2 separate regions of the Mus musculus genome follow, and region 2 is linked to region 1. Evidence: chromatin loops called from intact Hi-C (ENCODE). Cell type or tissue: left cerebral cortex. All regions are shown on one strand. Region 1 overlaps Camk2b (calcium/calmodulin-dependent protein kinase II, beta). Region 2 holds the start of Camk2b (calcium/calmodulin-dependent protein kinase II, beta).

What was found. Hi-C counts contacts between places; a loop is a spot of excess contacts. Peaks named below come from ENCODE experiments on the same cell type or tissue, not always from the same donor. Only the 100,000 strongest peaks of a DNase experiment are listed, where the experiment ranks them.
Region 2: a loop joins it to region 1, with 5 times the contacts of the local background. A loop is called at or near these places in 4 of 42 quality-filtered maps.

Annotation. Positions count from the first base shown.
Region 1 is chr11:5,997,908-6,002,907 of GRCm38, reverse strand. It overlaps Camk2b (calcium/calmodulin-dependent protein kinase II, beta), which reads left to right. Exons shown (of 21, transcript NM_007595.5): 4 at 1,516-1,570; 5 at 4,960-5,000. Among named protein-coding and RNA genes, the nearest start is that of Ykt6, 45 kb to the right of the region's middle. In left cerebral cortex, no CTCF peak of the experiment used is centred here; DNase peaks (open chromatin) are centred at 464, 1,563, 2,246, 2,871 and 1 more place; H3K27ac peaks cover 3,532 bases.
Region 2 is chr11:6,060,959-6,065,958 of GRCm38, reverse strand. It overlaps Camk2b (calcium/calmodulin-dependent protein kinase II, beta), which reads left to right and starts at 211. Exons shown (of 21, transcript NM_007595.5): 1 at 211-485. The coding sequence starts at 421. In left cerebral cortex, no CTCF peak of the experiment used is centred here; DNase peaks (open chromatin) are centred at 1,555, 2,370, 3,359, 4,429 and 3 more places; H3K4me3 peaks cover 3,575 bases; H3K27ac peaks cover 2,374 bases.

The DNA of each region.
Region 1 (5,000 bases):
GTCCCTAAGTGGCCTCAGACTCTGAGCCTCAGTCATCTGGTGTTTGTTATACCACAGTGACAACAGTGACAGACATAGGGCTGTGGCTCAGGGATTGCTCACTGCTTCACATAGGAGCACAATTTACAGCACCCTACAGACAGGGGGTTCTTCCATCTTACAGAGCTGCAGACTGGGCTCAGGTAAGTGGGGTGTCCTTCCCAATTCACACGGCTACTGTGGTGGCCACAGCAGGTATCCCATTTCCTCTCTCTATTGAGGGCCTGGGGCCTGGCGTGCTAAAGGTATACATGAGGTGAAATGCATCATGGGATTAAGGCGCCTGGAAACCAAGTTGGGGCACAGGACAGATCGGAGTTCCTAGGCATAAGGATACTATCAGAATGGCGCCTGGGAAGTCTAGTGCCAGGAAGGAGGGTGCCAGCAGCTAGCTAGAAACTAGGACAGAGAGGAGGGTGCCAGGAGCAGGAATTGTGTGGGCTGTTTCTGCCTGAGGTCCTGGAGTCCTGTGGGACCAGGGAGAAGGTAGCTGCTCTTCACTCTCCAGCCTCGTGGCCCAGTCTTGGGTGGTGGAATACAGCAAGAACTTAAGCTCCCAAGAGCACCAGGGCCAGGACTAGTCCAGCACACTCGCTGGAGCCAGACCCCTGCTCCCACAGACTCACTGTAGGCTGTGTGCCCTCTGCTGCTTGGCAACCTCTCTGTGCCGATCCCTTTTCTGCAGCCTGCAGGGGTGGTTGGTGAGCAAGGTGCTCAGAACAGCCCTGGCATGCATTGCTGTTCTAGCAAAGGGCAGGATCTGCAGGTGGGAGAGCAGGGCCCAGAGTGACTCATTCCTAGAAAATCTTTACTGCTTGGTGCAGAGTGCAGCCCCAAGCCGAGACCTGGCAGCTCCCTCCCACCATCGCCATCATTCCTCAGAGCCCATCAGCCCCAGCCCAGGCCAGACAGGACTGAATACAAGTTCAGCAACTGGTGTGGTAATAGGGCCAGAGAGAGGGAAACTGTCTGAGCCTCTGAAATATACCTCACCTGGTAATCTTTCTCAGTGGAGGCCCTGTCCTGCTGAGGACAGGAAAATCGGTTTGTTTCTTGCAGAAACCTCTCCCTTGAAGACATGGCTCCTGTTAGGGCTCAGCAGTGAGCCTTTGCTGTGTTTCCCGATGGTAGGGGAAATAGGAGAACAGAAAGGGGCCAGTGGAAGGGCAAGGTGCTGCCTAGACCTCCATGGTGCTCCCTCAGGGCTCCATGGTGCTCCCTCAGGGCTCTATGGTGCTCCCTCAGGGCTCCGTGATGCTCCCTCAGGCTCAGCATGCAGCACCTCAAGTCAGCTCATATCTTCCCCCAGACCCAGGCAGCCATCTTGTCTTGGGGGAGACCCTGTGGGCCACAGAGACAAGTTCCCTGCCCCAGGCGTGCAGCACGGGTGCTGGGTGGGCCCTGACAGGGTGGCGGTGGGCAGTAGGGAATATCCTGGGCTACCTCCTGCTCCTCACGACTTCTCTGTCCCTGCAGTACGCCTCCATGACAGCATCTCTGAAGAGGGCTTCCACTACCTGGTCTTCGATCTGTAAGTGCCAAATCCAAGGACCCTCACCTTTCTTTCACTCCCAGCATGGGGCCCACAGCCTCTTCAGATTCAGGAGCAGGCCTGTCCCCACATCAGGACACTCCGAGTGCACCTCTGCAGGGGTCACCTCATTCCCAGCCACACGCAGCCTAGCCAGCGCTGATATGGCTGTGCATGGGTTTTTACCCAGTCTGAGTGTGACATGCTGAGGACGCCAACTCTGCAGAAAACCTGTCGGTTGGGACAGTGGAGGGAAGACCAGGGAGAGCAGCCATTCACTTCCCTCCATTCTGAGGCCTGCCATGCTGGGTTGGGGGCGCAGCTAGCTGATGTGAGCATGCGTGTTTGTAAGTGAGGGTGGAAGGATGCATGTGCATGCATATGTGTAGAGCTTAGAGCAAGCACAGAGATGCTTTGTGTAAAGTCCATGAGTGTACATGCATGTCTGTTTTCGAAGTGTGATTGGGTATGTTTTGGAGATACAGGCCTCTGTGTGTGTGTGTGTGTGTGTGTGTGTGTGTGTGTGTGTGTGTGTGCTTGCATGAGTGTGTGTGTGTGCTTGCATGAGTGTGTGTGTGTGCAGTAGCTGAGTGAGAAGGCGTTCGGGGCCAACTCCGCCTCTCACTTCCTGCCGGATTTAGAAGCGATGATCTCATCTCCCTTTACTCTTGGCAGCCCCTGCTAAGCAGCACTATATTTAGCTGTCTGTGAATCAGGGCTGCTGCAGGACCCTGGGCTGGGTGGGGGCCCAGGGGCTTTGGCTTGTCCTGGTGGCCTCCAGACTGCACAGCCAGGGAAACCTGGCTCTGGTACCGTTACCATGGTTACCCCATGCCCTCTGGCTGCCCTTGAGCAACAGGCTGAATGGGAACAGGAGGAGCCTTCCTAGGGCCACCTCTTAGCCCTTCCTCCCTCAAACAGCCTGACAGATGTCTGGGCCGTTGGGCATGCAGGCCTTAGCATCCTCTGCCTTGTAGCATCTTCCGGTGAAGAGCTAGGCTGCCCCTGCATGGGGTTTGTTTACTTCTCAGCTACCCCTGTGTGAGCCACAAGACCCTGCCTAGAGTGATCTGCTAGATAACAGGCTGCAGTCTGATTGAATCTGGGCTGAGACACCAGTCCTGTGGCTTGAGGTGGGGTGGGCTCTCTTTCCCCCTGTGTGCCCCAAAATCACCTTTACCACCCTTCTTCTCAAGAAACAGAGGTCTGTGGGCTGAGGGTGGTCATGATGACCAGTGGATGGCTGCACTTGTTTCAGGAGCCAAGAAGGAAAGAGAGGGTGGGGGAGGGAGGGATGTGTATATGTGACACATTTATCTCTCAGACCTCTCAGCACATGCCAGGCAGACAGCTGCAGGGAGAGACTGAGGAGGTGGGTCTGGACAGAAGGTCTAAATATCCTCCCCCCATACCTCCAGAGCCTCCAGGGTTGCAGGTTCTGAGGTGGTTTGGTAGCCCCCCAGTAGGCCTCAAGGCCTTGTCAGCTGAGAGCCCTGCAGGTTTGGGGAGGTGGCCGATACACACCATGGAAGTTACAGAGCAGAGCTTGCAACAGTGACCGCGCATGGCATCCAGCTCAGTAGAGGCCCAGCTTCCTGTCCCGTGACTCTGGACCAAGAGATGACCCTGGTGCCCACACACCAAAGCATCAGTGCCTGAACACATGCAGTAACTCAGGGAGCCTTGCCCTGGCACAGATCTGGCAAACCAAGGCTATCCTTTGAACTACAGTTTTGCACCAAGATACATTGGCCTTACACCATTTTTTCTGCCCAGACTTGAGTTTTCAAAGCCTGGTTCAAGAATTTTGTGTCAAGACTCAAACTGTCGATCACACAGCACTGGGGATAACAGCCCCTTACATGGGCTACTGCTGGACAGACTCTCCTGGTCCACATATGTGCAAACCACACATTTACAGTGTTGCTTTGCCATGGGCATTTGATGTATGGACAGAGACAAAGGGCAGGAGGGTGTGTGGGCAGAGTACACTACCTATGTTGTCTATGGTTTCATGGGGACAGGAATTCAAGTCTTTCAAGCCCTCAGCCCACCATGGAGGCCAGATACAGGCACTAAATCCACTCTGTGATGGCCCAGATCTGGCTCAAGAGAGCAGAGCATTGAATAGGGGGAGCCAGATAGTCTCAGACCTAGGATTAAGGTTCACAAAGCTGGGTGTAACCCTGGGAAGCCCTGGCTCTGCAAACTCATGTGCTTACGTGTGAAGCCCACTTAGGTGTAAAGAAACTCAGTTTTCTCGGGAAACAGGTGTGAAGAAGGAAGCATTCCATGATGGTGAACGAGTATGCCTTTGATAAGTTGTCACTATTGGGGTGTGTGTGTAAGGATGGAGATGATGGTAATGATGGTATGGTGATGGAATGGTGATGGTAGTCATGGTGGTGAGATGGTAGCAGCGATGACAATGGTGAAGGTAACAGTAGCATTGGTGGCAGTAGCAATGATGAGGTGTTAGTGATGATGGCAGCTATGGTGATGGTCATGGTGATATAATGAAGATGGCATGAGAACAGTGATGGAGGAAGTGGTGACGGTGATGGTGATGACTGTGGTGACCATGGTGACAGTGATGGTGATGACTGTGGTGGTCATGGTGACAGTGATGGTGGTGGCTATGGTGGCCATGGTGACAGTGATGGCGATGACTGTGGTGGTCATGATGATGGTGGTGACTGTGGTGGTCATGGTGGTGGTGATGGTGATGACTGTGGTAGTCATGGTGACAGTGATGGTGGTGGCTATGGTGGTCATGGTGACAGTGATGGCAATGACTGTGGTGGTCATGGTGGCAGTGGTGGTAATTAATGACTGTGGTGGTCATGGTGGCAGTGGTGGCAATGACTGTGGTGGTCATGATGGCAGTGGTGGTGATTACTGTGGTGGTCATGGTGGTGGTACTGGTGATGACTGTGGTGGCCATGGTGATGGTGGTGACTGTGGTGGCCATGGTGATGGTGATAAATGTGGTGGTGGTGATGGTGATGACTGTGGTGGTCATGGTGATGGTGATGGCAATGACTGTGGTGGCCATGGTGGTGATGATAGTAGTGGCTGTGGTGGTCATGGTGACAGTGATGACCATGACTGTGGTGGTCATGGTGGCAGTGATGGCGATGACTGTGGTGATCATGGTGATGGTGGTGACTGTGGTGGCCATGGTGGTGGTGATGGCAATGATTGTGATGGTCATGGTGATGGTGGTGACTGTGGTGGTCATGGTGATGGCTGTGGTGGTTATGGTGGCAGTGGTGGTGTGACAGTGTTCACAGTGGTGGCGGTGGTGATGATAGATAATGGTGGTGACAGTGATGGGGTATCAGGTGATGAGGATCTTCAGGATTGGTGACCATGTGCTTTCCTTGTAGGGTCACTGGTGGGGAGCTCTTTGAAGACATCGTGGCAAGAG
Region 2 (5,000 bases), 63 kb before region 1:
GGGCGCGACGGGCATGCGAGGGGAGCCGCGGTGCGGGTGCAGGGTGCGGGCGCAGTGCGCGTGCAGGCGCGGGCGCTAGTGCAGGTACAAGGCGCGGGTGCGGTGAGTGTGCGGGTGCAGGCGTGTGTACGGTGCGAGTGAGGCGCGTGCAAGGGGCGGCGGGCGGGGCGGGCGCGGCGGCGACAGCGGCGCCCGCGCCTCTGCGCGCGTAGGTGTGCGGCGCGCTCCTGGCGGGGACAGAGCGAGCAGATCTCGCGTGCGCTCGCCGCCCGGCGCAGCCCAGCCCGGCCCCCGCCCGGCGCCGCGAGCCGAGGTGTCTCCCGCGCCCGCGCCCGTGTCGCCGCCGTGCCCGCGAGCGGGAGCCGGAGTCGCCGCCGCCCGAGCGCAGCCGAGCGCACGCCGAGCCCGATCGCCACCGCCATGGCCACCACGGTGACCTGCACCCGTTTCACCGACGAGTACCAGCTATACGAGGATATTGGCAAGTAAGAGCCTCGGCGCGCGCGGGCTGTCCGCAGACCCCGGGGAGCAGGGACCCCATCGCCGCCCGCCTCGCGCGCACTGCGGCCCCGCGCGCCCCCGGCTCCTTCCAGCTGCGGGCCCAAGCGCACAGCCCCGTGCAGCCCCGACCCCCGTGCCTTGGGTTCTGGGCCCCGCTCCTCCACCGCAGTGCTTACGGCCCTGCCGGGTGCCATAGCTTAGCGGGGACCGGGACTCAGGGACATGGACGCGGCGCGGCGGGGGCGGCAGCAGGTGTCCCCCGAGCGCCGGGCAGACGTGACGCATTTGGCGGCGGGGAGGTCAGAGAGGAGCGGCACCCGGGGGCGGCTGCCAGGCCTAGAGTGCCCGAGGGGTCGGTCATGGCCTCAGGGGGTCGTCTCCGGTGTGGGCACGCTGTCCTCACCCCCACCCGAGAGGCGGGCGGCAGCGGTAGCGGACCCGCTCCGCGCCTGCTCCTCGCGTGGCCCCATCTGCTTTGGGGGAGCAGCGTGGGAGCAGCTTCTGCCTTGGGTCCCTTGGGGAATCTGGGTTCTAGAGGATTTTCCCCCCAGATTCTTCTGGAAACAAGAACTTGGAGGGGGTGGACGAGGTCAGAGAGCCAGGATCAGGCCGTGGAGTGGGGGTGGGGGTGAGAGAGTGAGGAGAGAGAGACAGGGAACCAGTTGGGCCTCTGATTTCAGGGTCATCGAGGCAGAGAGAGGCTGGCTTCTGGACCTTTTTTTTTTTTTTCCTCCTGTGGTGGGAGGGCTGAGGGGAGGGACTCTAAAGGCGTATTTCTAGTAGGGCCTCGTGGGGAACAGGTGCCCTGGCGCCAAGACGCTGCTCCGCAGTACAAGCAATATGGGGGTGAAGCTATGATTGTGAACGTCCAGACCTGGCTTTGTCCTAGGGTCTCAGAAACAGCGAAGCCCCTCAGGGGCCTGGGGCTTCCCTCTGTGATTTAAGGTGACTGCAGGGGCATCCTTAGGTGCTGGCTGCTTAACTCCAGAGCTGGATCTTCCTTCCCACTCCCTCTCCCCTCCCCCATCCGTCTTGTGCCGTGGGGGCGCTGGCGAGATTTCCTCTTACACATCCAGCCGCAAATCCTTTTTTTCCCTTTACTGAAAAAGCGTCTGAAAGCTTGTGGTGGGCGAGGGACGCTGATCACTGATAATTGTGGAGTGCCCCGCTGGAGGAGTGTGGGGGTGTGTGCATTCCCCACTCCTTCCTGCACGTGCCAACAGGATTTGGGTCAGGTCTTGGGGGGCGGGGGTGAGGAGCCAAGTGGAGTGACAGGAGGAAGTCTATACTGGATGGGAAGGAACAAGGCTGGGTGGACCCGGACAGCCATCCCAGCCTGGAGAGCTCAGCGCCCTTTCAGCGCTGTGCCTCACGCTTGCAGGCGTTGAAGAACCTTCCAGTAGCCTGTGGGGGCATGCTCTGTGAGGAAGAGGTGGTGGGCTGGGGAGTCCTCAGGTGGAGCTAAGGCAGCCTCGGGGTTATGGGGGCCAGCCCTGCAGCTCACAGATCCTCTGATGCCTCGAAGAGCTCTTCCGAGCCAGGTTCATCCCCCCACAGCTGTGTGCTGCCAGGGCAGGTGGCAGCAGTGGGAAGCCTCTCCTTCCTAGGGAACCTTCTTGTCACCTTCTCCTGTATGCCCAGGGGCTTGTCTCCCACCCTAGGCCTCTTGGTATCTTCTGAGCAGTCCACATGAGGAGCCCGTAACCTACAGACCACCTAGGTGGGCTAGTTTTCCCCGTTGGTGGGCGCTGTCCTGGGCCGAGCAGCAACATAAGGTGGCCAGCAGCACCCCCGCTGGGGAACGGCCGCTGGAGGGTGACATTTGCGGTAGACACCAGTGAGGGCTGTCACTACCAGCTCCTTCCTAGGCACAAAAGAATGGCCACTCACCCAAGTGTGGGGAGGCTCCTCAGGTGCTGGGGTGGAGGAGACACTCCAGTCAGGGACAGTCAGCTCAGCCCAGCATATCTTGGTGGAGCCTGCTAGGTGCCAGTCCCCAGGAATGGGCAAGGAAGGATGAAGGGGATGGGACCCTCAAGATACACTGTGGGAACTCAGCTCCCCCAGTAGCCATGTTGGCCATGATCACTAGTGGTTGCTGGTGCCTGCCTACAGCACAGTTGGTACTACTTCAGGGCCCCAGGTAGACACATCCAAGTTTATTTAAAGCTGTCGCCCCTGGCACCGGGTCAGGAGATGCTGAAGTCCCCTGCTTGGCCGGAGGGCTGCACCCAGGCCCACAGCTGCTCTTGGTTCTCTAGTGGCAGCTTTGGACTTTCCCCTCAGGCCCGGGCAGCAGATGGGGTGTCTGAGGAGAATGGCTCTCGGGGGTCCAGCCCTCGAGGCACCTCAATGTGTGTCTTTCTTTGTAGCTAGTTCTTGCCTCGTGGTTCATGTGCTGGGTTGCGGACACGCTGTGAACTCAGGGCCCCAGGAGAAAGCACAGTGCAAAGTGGGGGACACCATCAGTCTATGTGGACCAGCCTTGGTGTGGTTTAAATGATCTCCTATTGGATGCGTTTGAAAACCTCAGAGACCCCAGGAGCGATAACCAGTGGTGTCTCTTCTACCCAGAACTAAAACGGAGTCATCGTTTTACCTCAGTCCTGTCTCAAAATTATAGCAAGTAATTACTACAAATAAATACTAAAGAGCCCATTTTCTTCTGTCTCTTTGTCGCACTTGCACAGACACAAAGATCCCTATCAACACTAGGATTCTTCCCCATTTTCTTGTAACTTTGTAAGATTCCAGAACTGTGCTCTTGGTCAGGATAGTCTTGCAGACACACAAGGTGCTGACAGGCAGCGGCCCTGACTGCCACATGGTGATCGTGGCACGAGCACCACGTATCTATCACCCACCCTGTTCCTTACGGAGAGCTAGGCTGCCTCCTAGTCTCTCTGGTCACATGACCAATGCTGTGCGCATGTTGACTGGCACACGAGTGAGATTTGCTTTGGTGTTTGTCACTGGTGGTAGGGTTTACACATGGCAACGCTTGCCCACTTCCACTGGCTGTGAGCCCAATGCACTGGCCCTGCCTTTGGCAGGTACGAAATGATAGTGGGTGCAAAATGATTGAAAGTTCTGCGTTAACGCATGTGAATTTTCCACTTTTAGAGAGTGGTTGTCTTAATAAAATATAGGTGGTCTCCTTAGAGACTTCCGTAAGTTTTGTATATAATTTAGGGTTCATGGACACTCCTACTTTGGGGGAGAGAGCATGGGCGCCTTGGCTTTGGTATTCTTATAGTAGTGCCTAAGGTTACTCACTACCTGACCAAGCTTGGGCTGTGGAGATCACCTTTGACCTTCAGCCCAGAGAGTTCCCGCCATTCTGGGCCCTGCCCCCATGGGCCTAGACCTGACCTTAAGTGTCCTTGGCGCCATCTCCCATCCCCAGCCACCATCCAGAGCAGGTGCTGCCCACTGTCCAGGATCGTTGTCATCAGCTGTTGGTTCTTCTGACTGGGTGACCTGCTGGGTAGTTGATAAACTTGGGACCTTCCTTGTCCTGGGACTGGGTACAGGAGAAATCTTGTTCTTGCTGCATGTTTGCTTTCTCTTTCCTGCCCTGGAGAACCCCAGGCACAATCTGCCTCCTGGCCTTTGCTAGGGCTACCCTCCCCCTCCCACCAATTTGCTTGCCCCACCCCCCACCCCCTTTCACCTACTCTGTTCAGCATTGTCTTGCTCTCCCTGGGACTGGACCACTCACATGAAAGCAGGAGCTGGGACCCCTGCCTGGGGCCGAGGCTCAGGGCGCAGCAGAGTGGGTCTCACGTCACCTGAGGGGAAGGGGTAATTGGACCTCTGGCCTTTGCCGGGTGGCTTGCTCTCCAGAATGAGCCCTGGTCTTGATTCTCTAATATAGGGTAATTTAAAAAGAAATCGCACATGCTGGCTTTGCTGGCAAGATGCGCACTAAGGTGACGCTAGTTTAGTTACTATTTAATGGTATTTTTATACCATAACCTACTTTGCTGGGAGCTAAGAATACATCTGCATGCCTGCTGCCGGACTCTGTTCTGGTGACAGTTGCTAACTCTCCGGGGCACCTCTTGTGTTAGCATGCTGGCCCTGTGGTCATGGCTAGTTAGTTTACTGGGGAGATGCTTCAGGGGTACAGAGCAGCTCCACCTCTTAGGAAAGGTCCAGGTGCCCATCAGGGACTTTGTCCTGAAATCTGGTTCTGCTTGTTGGAGCCGATGAAGCTGCCCTGTTCTGGGATTTAGAGGTATTGTCACTCAGCTGGCGGAATCTTGGCTACCTTGTGTTTTCCTCAGACCCCAGGCTCCTGACGACCATGCCTGTCCTCCAGCTAGTGGCTTGTCACACCATCTTTGCCCATTTCCAAACCCAGGGCCCTGTCCACATTCCCTCTGTGGAAATGTCACTTCGTCTCATCACCTCCCCCTGACAACCAACACTCTGACCCCATTTGAGACCAGCAAGATTCAACATTTTATTTTATTCATTAAACAAACTAGGATAAT